2 separate regions of the Mus musculus genome follow, and region 1 is linked to region 2. The links are chromatin loops, found by intact Hi-C in ENCODE. Cell type or tissue: left cerebral cortex. All regions are shown on one strand. Links, peaks and the distances in the headings refer to the core of each region. The heading gives the core; the rest is flanking DNA. Region 1 holds the start of Gm46962 (a long non-coding RNA gene). Region 2 has its middle 150 kb from the start of Gm46962.

Evidence for each region. Peaks named below come from ENCODE experiments on the same cell type or tissue, not always from the same donor. Only the 100,000 strongest peaks of a DNase experiment are listed, where the experiment ranks them.
Region 1: a loop joins it to region 2, with 17 times the contacts of the local background. A loop is called at or near these places in 11 of 42 quality-filtered maps.

The regions. Positions count from the first base shown.
Region 1 is chr6:70,215,536-70,220,923 of GRCm38, reverse strand. It overlaps Gm46962 (a long non-coding RNA gene), which reads left to right and starts at 220. Exons shown (of 3, transcript XR_001785275.1): 1 at 220-279; 2 at 1,476-1,528; 3 at 1,632-2,078. It also overlaps Igk, Igkv6-25 and Igkv8-24. In left cerebral cortex, for the core only: a CTCF peak has its summit at 2,608 (motif pointing left); no DNase peak of the experiment used is centred there.
Region 2 is chr6:70,371,383-70,376,770 of GRCm38, reverse strand. It overlaps Igk and Igkv6-17. Among named protein-coding and RNA genes, the nearest start is that of Gm46962, 150 kb to the right of the region's middle. In left cerebral cortex, for the core only: no CTCF peak of the experiment used is centred there; DNase peaks (open chromatin) are centred at 1,421 and 4,786.

The DNA of each region.
Region 1 (5,388 bases), core at 137-5,136, 160 kb after region 2:
CCTACTGAGATGGGGTCAGTGGTTTAACACAGCCAGATATCCACCCGGGGCACATGGAAAGCACGCTGCAGTCCTCCAAGTCCTCCTGCCCAGAGCACTGGAACTCTGGCTGGACATGGCTTCTCTCCCACTCCCCTCCTTGCCCCACACCCATGGCCCCGAACTGAATTATAAAAATATCCTCCAATATCTACTATTTTCTCTCACAGATATTGGGTAGCCACAGCCATTCATCCAGCGAGTAAGAGATACGTAATTCAACAGCAAAGCCAAATTCAGGTTTGTATTGACAAGTATATTTTGCATTTCAGAGTGAATTCCCCTAGGCCTATAGGCATGACAGATGAATGGAAAAGGAGGAAATTCATCTGTGTTATTTTGAGTCAGCTGGTTTGTAGTGTATTTTGAACCACAGTCCAAGGAACTGAAAGCCCTGGGACATATTGTGGAAAACATATTTGTGGGAAAAGCAGTAAATAAGGTTGTCAGGCTTTTGTGGTTATACACAGAAGAACATGGAAATTTTACCTTCCAAGTCCCTATGCTCTCCCCTTATATATTATGAGAAGCTCATGTTTAACTGCAGGAGTCTTTGGATTTGTTAGACCCCTGTCTCCATGTGTCCAATCTGAATGAGCAGCAGTAAATGACATGAGAACACAGTCTGAGATCACTGGGCTATCACAAAGGAAAGTATAAAGTTTATCGAGGATTGAGAAGACATGACATCTTATTAGACATTGATGGGGATTGTTGCTCATCTGGTATATTCTTCAGTTTGTGATTGGGAACTATTTTGTTCATTAATTAATTAATTAATTAAGTTTACATCCCAATCTCAGACTCCTCACCTCCCAGAGTCCACCTTACACAGCTTCTTCTCCCATATACCCATCCCTTTCTCCTCTGAGAAAGGGGAGGTCCTTAACACACCCTGCGTACCAAGCCACTATAACACATCAAGTCACAGGACTAGGCACATCCTCTCTCAATGAGCTCAGACAAGGCAGACCAGTTAAGGGAACAGGGTTTATAGTCAGGCAACAGAGTCAGGGAGAGTTCTTGCTGCAGTTGTTGGGGTACTTAGAAATACAAAGCTATACATCTGCTACATATGTGTGTGGGATGCTTAGGAAGGTGCTAGGTTCAGCCCATGAGTGCTGTTTCGATGTCTATTCAGTCTCTGGGAGCTCCCCAACGGACAAGTTTAGTTGACTCTGTTGGTCTTCTTATGGAGTCCTGATCGCCTCTGGTTCCCTTTTTCCTTCCTCTAATTCTTTCACAAGACTCTGAACTGTGTCTAATGTTTGTTTACTGGTCTCTGCATCTGTTTTGTTCAGCTGCTGGGTGGATCCTCTCAGAGGACAGTCATGCTAGGCTCTCCTCTACCCCTATCCTCTTTCCCATCCCCTGGGTCCTCTAGCATGCCTAGTAGCTATGAGATCTGTACTTTTCCTACTGTGCTCCATTTTCAGGTCCAAAACTCTACCTGCCATCCTGGAAGCCTGCAGCCATCAGGGGCCACCAAGTAAGACTCCTTAACCAATTCCTTGCCTGTTGGTCCCGTAAGAAAAATCCAGCAGTGAGTTCCTCCTATCCCCTCTGCACTTTATTCATGTCCTGGCCCACAGCTCTGCCTGCTTCCCTGGACTTCTGCTGCCACCTAGGACATCCAGGTGAGCTCCCTTATGCCAATTACCAAACCTTTCCTCCAGCAAAACAAGCAGCTGTGAGGTATGCCCTATCCTCTTTGTGTTCCATCTTCTGGTTCACACCTCTACTGGCAATCATGGAAGGCCTGCAAGCCATCAGGGACTACCTGCAATGCTTCTATTCCCCGAGGGATGTTGCAACCCGGGACATCCAGAGGCCTGAATTTATCAATGACTACCAGCTCTACCTGCTTCCCTGCAAGCCAGCTACCACTCAGGAAAAACATCTCTACCTTCAATCCCAGTGACCTGCTGCCATCAGGAGACTACCAGCTATACCTGTATCCAGGGACTACCAGGCCTTCAAAAAACAGAGATTAGTTGCTTTCTTAACCCACAAACCATCTCTGTATTATGTTGTCATTTATGCAGTTTATAAATGAAATCTGAACATGCTTATCACAAATCACTTAATGTTTTATTCCTGAAAAATTGCTATATAAAATTATATATTTAGTGTAAAATAGAAGAAAATGCATATTTATTAAATGCATATTTGATTTCAATAATGTTCTGGCTTAATATTAGCACATTAATATCAGATGAACAGTTTGCTTTGGATATAAAATATCGTGAGATGTCTTTTGACCATTTGACTAATGATGTACATTTGGACAGCTTGTCTCCATACATAGATTAGACTGGTCTAGAACTTGTCATGTACCACAGGCTGGCCATAATCTCATGGTTCTCCTGCTTCTATGTTCCTAGTTCTGGGATACAGATGTGAATCTTATTCTTTTTTATGATATTTTGTTATTTCATGTCTGTTATTGTGACTGATCTTCCTTTAAACTCAAACATTCCCCCCCTTTGGATGTGAACAATCTCTGATATGATCTGTTGGGCCTGTAAATTCATTATTTGATTTAGTGTGGCTGTGCCCCCTTCTGGTGAACTTTTTGAAGAGTTAGCATGACCATATTTAGACAGCTTTAATCCTGCAAATTTCTAGAATTCTCTAAAATATGCCTTTGTGCAATAGACCCTTTCAGTGTTGCTGGTGTCCAGGCATGATGAGGTAAAGAAACCTTGTTTATTTTATTCTCCACCATTTCTGCAAAAATTAGAACCCCTTGTAAGTTCCCTGAAGTTGTAGGAAACATGTTACTTTCTGTGGGGTTTGCTTTTACTTTGAGACTAAATATTCACTGATCCTAGGCTTAAATTCATGTCCCACAGGATTTCCACAGAGCTAAGTTGGGCTTCTCCTCACATCTCTGTCACATGTTTATTTTGGAATTTGGGGCCCTACTGTCTGAGGCACTGTTCATATTCTCATTAGAAGAGTCGATTTGGAGATTGGAGACAATGAACAAATTTAGCTTCAATATTTTTTGACTTTCCTCTTTCCCTTCCTACCGATTGCTATCTTTTATAGGACATTTTCATACTCTGTTTTGTTTTGTTTTTTCTTATATCCTTGTGATTTCTCTCAGCTTATTATGTTTTCTAGAATGGTCAACCTGAGATAGGTCTCCTAAAATTTCTACAAAAGTCACCTGATTTAAGTATGTCTTAGATTTTAACCCAAACCTACTAGTTTCTGTAGTAGATTTCTGTTGGTGATGAGGAAGCCAATCACTTTCAGTGTTTTCTTATGCTCTCTCTGATGGCATTTTTGCCTGTTGATTGACTCCAAGCACTCATGAACACTGACCAGGCATTATTTGCTTTGATATTTTCTATCTGCTTTGCATGGGTTCCAACAGCCCAGCCCAGCTGCTCAGAATTTATAAACCAAGCCTTTGCACTGTGTCTCAACAGCATCAGACAGGCTGGGCAGCAAGATGGAATCACAGACCCAGGTCCTCATGTTTCTTCTGCTCTGGGTATCTGGTAAGAAATTTAAAGTATTAAAACCTTTTCAAAGTTTCATCTTTGTGGTAAGAAATTTGCAATATGTGCCAGTGTGTAATATTTCTTACATAATAAATTTTTGACATTATGATAAGGACATTTAAATGAAAAATATCGACTGTTGTTATAATCTATGTTTGTGTATCTATGCATTTTCACTGCCTATTAATTATTGCAGGTGCCTGTGCAGACATTGTGATGACACAGTCTCCATCCTCCCTGGCTATGTCAGTAGGACAGAAGGTCACTATGAGCTGCAAGTCCAGTCAGAGCCTTTTAAATAGTAGCAATCAAAAGAACTATTTGGCCTGGTACCAGCAGAAACCAGGACAGTCTCCTAAACTTCTGGTATACTTTGCATCCACTAGGGAATCTGGGGTCCCTGATCGCTTCATAGGCAGTGGATCTGGGACAGATTTCACTCTTACCATCAGCAGTGTGCAGGCTGAAGACCTGGCAGATTACTTCTGTCAGCAACATTATAGCACTCCTCCCACAGTGCTTCAGCCTTCTACATAAACCTCCTTGAGAGTTTAAACAGCTGTGTACACCACACACAGCTCTGGTTATACACTCTTCTCCATTCAGCCTTAGAGGTGCCATGTCTGAAATGCTGACGAAAAAGTTTACAGAGCCCAGTAAAAAATAATGTGTTCAATGCTCCTTATGTCTTTTGGTATAAAAAGTCTATACACAAAAATGCAGAAAAAAATCCACTGTATTGCTTTTCTATTCTTTCTGTAACATATTCTGTAACAACCACAAAGCTATTGACTGAATATAAGGGATTTATTTTTTCATAACACTACACATCTGGTATCTAATGTAAGACCCAAGGCTCTATGGGCTGTTGTGCTGATGTTGCAAACTATGTTTTTGTTACAAATATATAGAAACATTTTTCTTGTGTTTTCTAGTTCCTAGGAGGTTTTCTTACTTCCTTAATGTTATCCATCTTTTTTCCTGACTTTTCTTTTTCTTTTCTGACTCTTTTATTTGTAATCCTTTTATTTAATTATCTTTATGTTTACAATATTACTACAACACCCCATAGGGTTTTACATTAGATACCAGATGTGTGGATCTATAAAAAAATGTATGCCTTATATTCAGTCAACAGGTTTGAGGTTATTACAGAATATGTTGCAGAAGGAATAGAAAAACAATACTGTGGAGTTTTTTCCTGCATTTTGGTGTATAAAAGTTTTATACCAAAAGACATAAGAAGCATTGAACACATTATTTTTTACTGGGCTCTGTAAACTTTTTCGTCAGCATTTCAGACATGGCACCTCTAAGGCTGAATGGAGAAGTGTGCATAACCAGAGCTGTATGTGGTGTACACAGCTGTTTAAACTCTCAAGGATGTTTATGTAGAAGGCTGAAGCACTGTGGGAGGAGTGCTATAATGTTGCTGACAGTAATAAAGTGCCAGGTCTTCAGCCTGCACACTGCTGATGGTGAGAGTATAATCTGTCCCAGATCCACTGCCTGTGAAGCGATCAGGGACTCCAGTGTGCCGGGTGGATGCCCAGTAAATCAGTAGTTTAGGAGATTGCCCTGGTTTTTGTTGATACCAGGCTACAGCAGTACTCACATCCTGACTGGCCTTGCAGGTGATGCTGACCCTGTCTCCTACTGATGTGGACATGAATTTGTGAGACTGGGTCATCACAATGTCTCCGTCAACACCTGCAAACAGAAACAGATAATGTGTATACACTTACACATACAAAGACTTCATGATACAAATGTTAGAATCCAAAATGTCTTATCTAATGGCATTGTCTACCTAATATTGGCTTCTTATAGGAAA
Region 2 (5,388 bases), core at 212-5,211:
AAAAATGGAGCGGAGCCCGAGGAAAAGGAGATCCTGTGACAGTTCCAAAGTGGAATCCTGCTCAAGGAGAGGTCCCAAGGCCTGACACTATTATTGAGTCTATGGAAAGGTCACAAAAGGGACCTATCATGACTGCCCTCTGAAAGACCCAGCAAGCAGCTGAAAGAGTCAGATGTAGATATTTTCACCCATCCAATGAACAGAATCTCCTGACCCCTGTGGTTAAATTAGAGAAACGCTGAGAGGAGCTAAGGAGGAGGGTGATCAACAGTCTCAACTAACCTGGACCCCCAAGACCTCTTAGACATTGCAACACCGACCAGACAGCATATGAGGCCCACAACATATATATATATATATATATATATATATATATCTTAGAGGACTGCAGGGTTTGGGTTCAGTCAGAGATTATGCAACTAACCCTCAAGAGACTGGAAGCCCTAGAGAGTTTAGAGGCTAGTGAGGGTGGGCACATCTTTGTGGAGAAAGGGGGGTTGGGGAGGAGGAATGAGATGGGGAATAGTGAGAGGGGTGGACCAAGAGGGGGATAAAATCTGGAGTGTAATAAAAAAAGATTAAGTAAAATTTAAAATGTATAGAAAAGAAGAGAATACTAAGCAAATGATAAACAACAAAAACCTTTCAACCACCATCTGTAGCTCCCTACCTCTTTCTTATGTTTTCTATCTCCAGGGTTCCTTGCGGTTTCTTTTATTGTTTCTAATTCCATTTTTATGTCTTTGAGTTTTGTTCAATTTCTTCACTGGCTTGATTGTATTTTCTTGTATGTCTTTAAGGGATTTGTTTCTTCTTTAAGGGCTTCTACCTGTTTTGCCTGTATTTTGCTGTATTTCTTTAATGGAGTTATTTATATCCTCTTTAAAGGCCTCTATCATCTTCATGAGATGGGATTTTAGGTCAGAATCTTGCTTTTTAGGTGTGTTAGAATATCCAGGGCTTGCTGTGGTGGGAAAATTGGGTTCTGATGAGGCTGGATTGTATTGGGTTCTGTTGTTTATGTTCTTGTGCTTGTCTCTGGTCATATGTTTTTTTCTGGTGTTAACTAGTCTGAGTGTCTCTGACTGGAGCTATGTAGAGCTCTGTGACCTGGGTTAGAGTATGCCTCCTTGGAGGCAAGCAGTGCTGTCTCTGGTTAGGGAGGGCCTCCTTTGTCCTTGGTTAGAACATACCTATAGTGTTCCTGGTTAGGGTAGACCTCCTGTGTTCCTGGTTGGGGTGAACCTCCTGAGAGACAGGCAAGCTTTGGTTTCTAGGAGCAGGATCTTCACCAGTTGTAGATGGAGGGGCAGACTGGGAGAACTGTGTACTGGTTACCACAGGCCTACTTGGAGACAATCATTTTAAAGAAGATTGAAATTGCTGCTTGGCTGCATGCCATGGGGATAACATGATTCCAGTGCCAGACATCTTCAAGTAAGGAAACCAAGAGTTCTTTTACACAACCCTGTGTATGTTACCAAATTGCTAGAGTGTACCAGTTGCATATATGAAACAATATGCTTCAGAATTTATATAGAAAATTTATATTTGACATGCATGTATGTATTGTGTTTGAGCATTTAGCCTCTGTTTTCTTTTATTTTCCTTTCCAGTCTCCTGGTAAAGCCTTCTCAAAATAGCCTCTTCTAATTTGCTGACTTTTTTGTTGTTTCTTCTGAATTTAATTATGAATGCTTCATGAGTACACATTATTTCTGGAATATGATTATAGCACATAGAGAATAACCCCCTCCTTTCCCTAGCGTCCATTGTTACCCAGATATTCTACGAAGAGTAAGAACACATGCACCCCTTCCCCTTGCTTGATGAAATGGTGATGAGTCAAATCTTGTGCAAATAACTGCGGTGGCAGTTTGCTCATAGGAATAATGGCCATGTTATGTCTAGAAGATGCTATTTCACAGCATTCACCACAATACTTGTATCTTATGTTCTTTCTGTCTCTTGTTCCATGACTATCTCTGCTTTGTTAAAATGGGGATGGGGGAACATTCCTTTTAAGGAATTTCACAGTCATATACTTTCTGTACTTTCACTAATTCTGTACTCTGCCTTAACCAGTATCTACTGAAAAAAGTCTTCTAGGATGAATGTTAAGAATAGCACCATTCTATGGGTTTAAATATACAGATCTACAAAGCAGTTTGATGCCATCCCCATTCAGCAAGCAAGATAAAACAAATAAAAGAAAAACAAAGCAGCTAAACAAACAATGGTAGGTTTTTTCTTAGGTTTTATGACCACCCCATGCAGTCTCTTGAACAGGCTTGCAGTTCCAGGCATTATAATGAATATCATTCTACTTATTTCTGATAATGACAAGAAAAATACCATAAAAGTTCACCTGGAGCAGAACTTATAGACAGTCTCCACATTTTCTCCTCTTTGTGTGTTAATACAACACTGACTAAAATATACCCAGTGAAAACATAAACTCATGGTGACAATTGTCCCATAGGTTCTCATTGTATTAAGCATTTACCTGAAACTTACTGACAGACTTCCCAAATCAAGCAGTCTCAATGCTATGGTAACATCTATGAAAGGCTATTTTACCTTCTTCTCAAGGCCATATACTTTTCAGACCGTCTGCCCTTCATAATCTTGTGGCCCCATATACATGTAAAGGACTGGTCTCTGAGATTTGTGGGGGCAATGGTGTCAGCGTTTGGAAGCTGATTATGGGGTGGATCCCTGGATATGGCAGTCTCTACATGGTCCATTCTTTCATCTCAGCTCCAAACTTTGTCTCTGTAACTCCTTCCGAGGATGTTTTGTTCCCACTTCTAAGGAGGGGCATAGTGTCCACACTTCAGTCTTCATTTTTCTTGAGCTATCTTTTGACCATTTGACGAATGATGTACATTTGGACAGCTTGACTCCATGCATAGATTAGACTGGTCTAGAACTTGTTATGTACCACAGGCTGGCCATAATTTCATTGTTCTCCTGCTTCTGTGTTCCTAGTTCTGGGATACAGATGTGAATCTTATTCTTTTATGATATTTTGTTTACTTTTCTGTTTCTTGTACTTTACACATAATACTAGATTTACAATTCATCTCATATATATTTTCATAATTCACTAACCTGAATTCAGGTGGTTGTTTCATGTCTGTTATTGTGACTTATCTTCCTTTAAACTCAAACATTTCCCCCCCCTTCAGATGTGAACAATCTCTGATATTATGATCTGTTGGTCCCTGTAAATTCATTATTTGATTTAGTGTGGCTGTGCCCCCTTCTGGTGAACTTTTTGAAGAGTGAGCATAACCATATTTAGCCAGTTTTAATCCTGCAAATTTCTAGACTTCTCTAAAAATATGCCTTTGTGGAATAGACCCTTTCAGTGTTGCTGGTGTCCAGGCATGATGAGGTAAAGAAAGCTTGTTTATTTTATTCTCCACCATTTCCGCAAAAATTAGAACCCTGTGTAAGTTCCCTGAAGTTGTAGGAAACATGTCACTTTCTGTTGGGTTTGCTTTTACTTTGAGACTAAATATTCACTGATCCTAGCCTTAAATTCATGTCCCACATGATTTCCACAGAGCTAAGTTGGGCTTCTCCTCACATCTCTGTCACATGTTTATTTTGGAATTTGGGGCCCTACTGTCTGAGGCACTGTTCATATTCTCATTAGAAGAGTCGATTTGGAGATTGGAGACAATGAACAAATTTAGCTTCAATATTTTTTGACTTTCCTCTTTCCCTTTCTACCGATTGCTATCTTTTATAGGACATTTTCATACTCTTTTTTTTTTCTTATATCCTTGTGATTTTTCTCAGCATATTTTATCATGTTTTCTAGAATGGTCAACCTGAGATAGGTCTCGTAAAATTTCTACAAAAGTCACCTGATTTAAGTATGTCTTAGATTTTAACCCAAACCTACTAGTTTCTGTAGTAGATTTCTGTTGGTGATGAGGAAGTCAATCACTTTCAGTGTTTTCTTATGCTCTCTTTGATGGCATTTTTGCCTGTTGATTGACTCCAAGCACTCATGAACACTGACCAGGCATTACTTGCTTTGGTATTTTCTATCTGCTTTGCATGGGTTCCAACAGCCCAGCCCAGCTGCTCAGAATTTATAAACCAAGCCTTTGCACTGTGTCTGAACAGCATCAGACAGGCTGGGCAGCAAGATGGAATCACAGACCCAGGTCCTCATGTTTCTTCTGCTCTGGGTATCTGGTAAGAAATTTAAAGTATTAAAACCTTTTCAAAGTTTCATCTTTGTGGTAAGAAATTTGCAATATGTGCCAGTGTGTAATATTTCTTACATAATAAATTTTGACATTATGATAAGGACATTTAAATGAAAAATATCGACTGTTGTTATAATCTATGTTTTTTATCTATGCATTTTCACTGCTTATTAATTATTGCAGGTGCCTGTGCAGACATTGTGATGACACAGTCTCCATCCTCCCTGGCTATGTCAGTAGGACAGAAGGTCACTATGAGCTGCAAATCCAGTCAGAGCCTTTTATTACAGAATATGTTGCAGAAGGAATAGAAAAACAATACTGTGGAGTTTTTTCCCTGCATTTTGGTGTATAAAAGTTTTATACCAAAAGACATAAGAAGCATTGAACACATTATTTTTTACTGGGCTCTGTAAACTTTTTCGTCAGCATTTCAGACATGGCACCTCTAAGTCTGAATGGAGAAGTGTGCATAACCAGAGCTGTGTGTGGTGTACACAGATGTTTAAACTCTCAAGGAGGTTTGTGTAGGAGGCTGAAGCACTGTGGGAGGAGTACTATAATGTTGCTGACAGTAATAAACTGCCAGGTCTTCAGCCTGCACACTGCTGATGGTGAAAGTGAAATCCGTCCCAGATCCACTGCCAGTGAAGCGATCAGGGACTCCAGTGTACCGGTAGGATGCCGAGTAAATCAGTAGTTTAGGAGATTGTCCTGGTTTCTGTTGATACCAGGCTACAGCAGTACTCACATCCTGACTGGCCTTGCAGGTGATGCTGACCCTGTCTCCTACTGATGTGGACATGAATTTGTGAGACTGGGTCATCACAATGTCTCCGTCAACACCTGCAAACAGAAACAGATAATGTGTATACACTTACACATACAAAGACTTCATGATACAAATGTTAGAATCCAAAATGTCTTATCTAATAGCATTGTCTGCCTAATATTGGCTTCTTATAGGAAATAGATATTTAAATGAATTACTTTTAAGATATTATAAAAGTTTTACATGTCTCACCAGACAACCAGAGAAACACGAATACAAAGACCTGAATCTGTGACTCCATTTTGATGCCCATGCTGGTGTGATGCATTTCATATCTCACTGCAAAGACCTGGTTTATAAATCATGAGCAGCTGGGCTGGCCTCTAG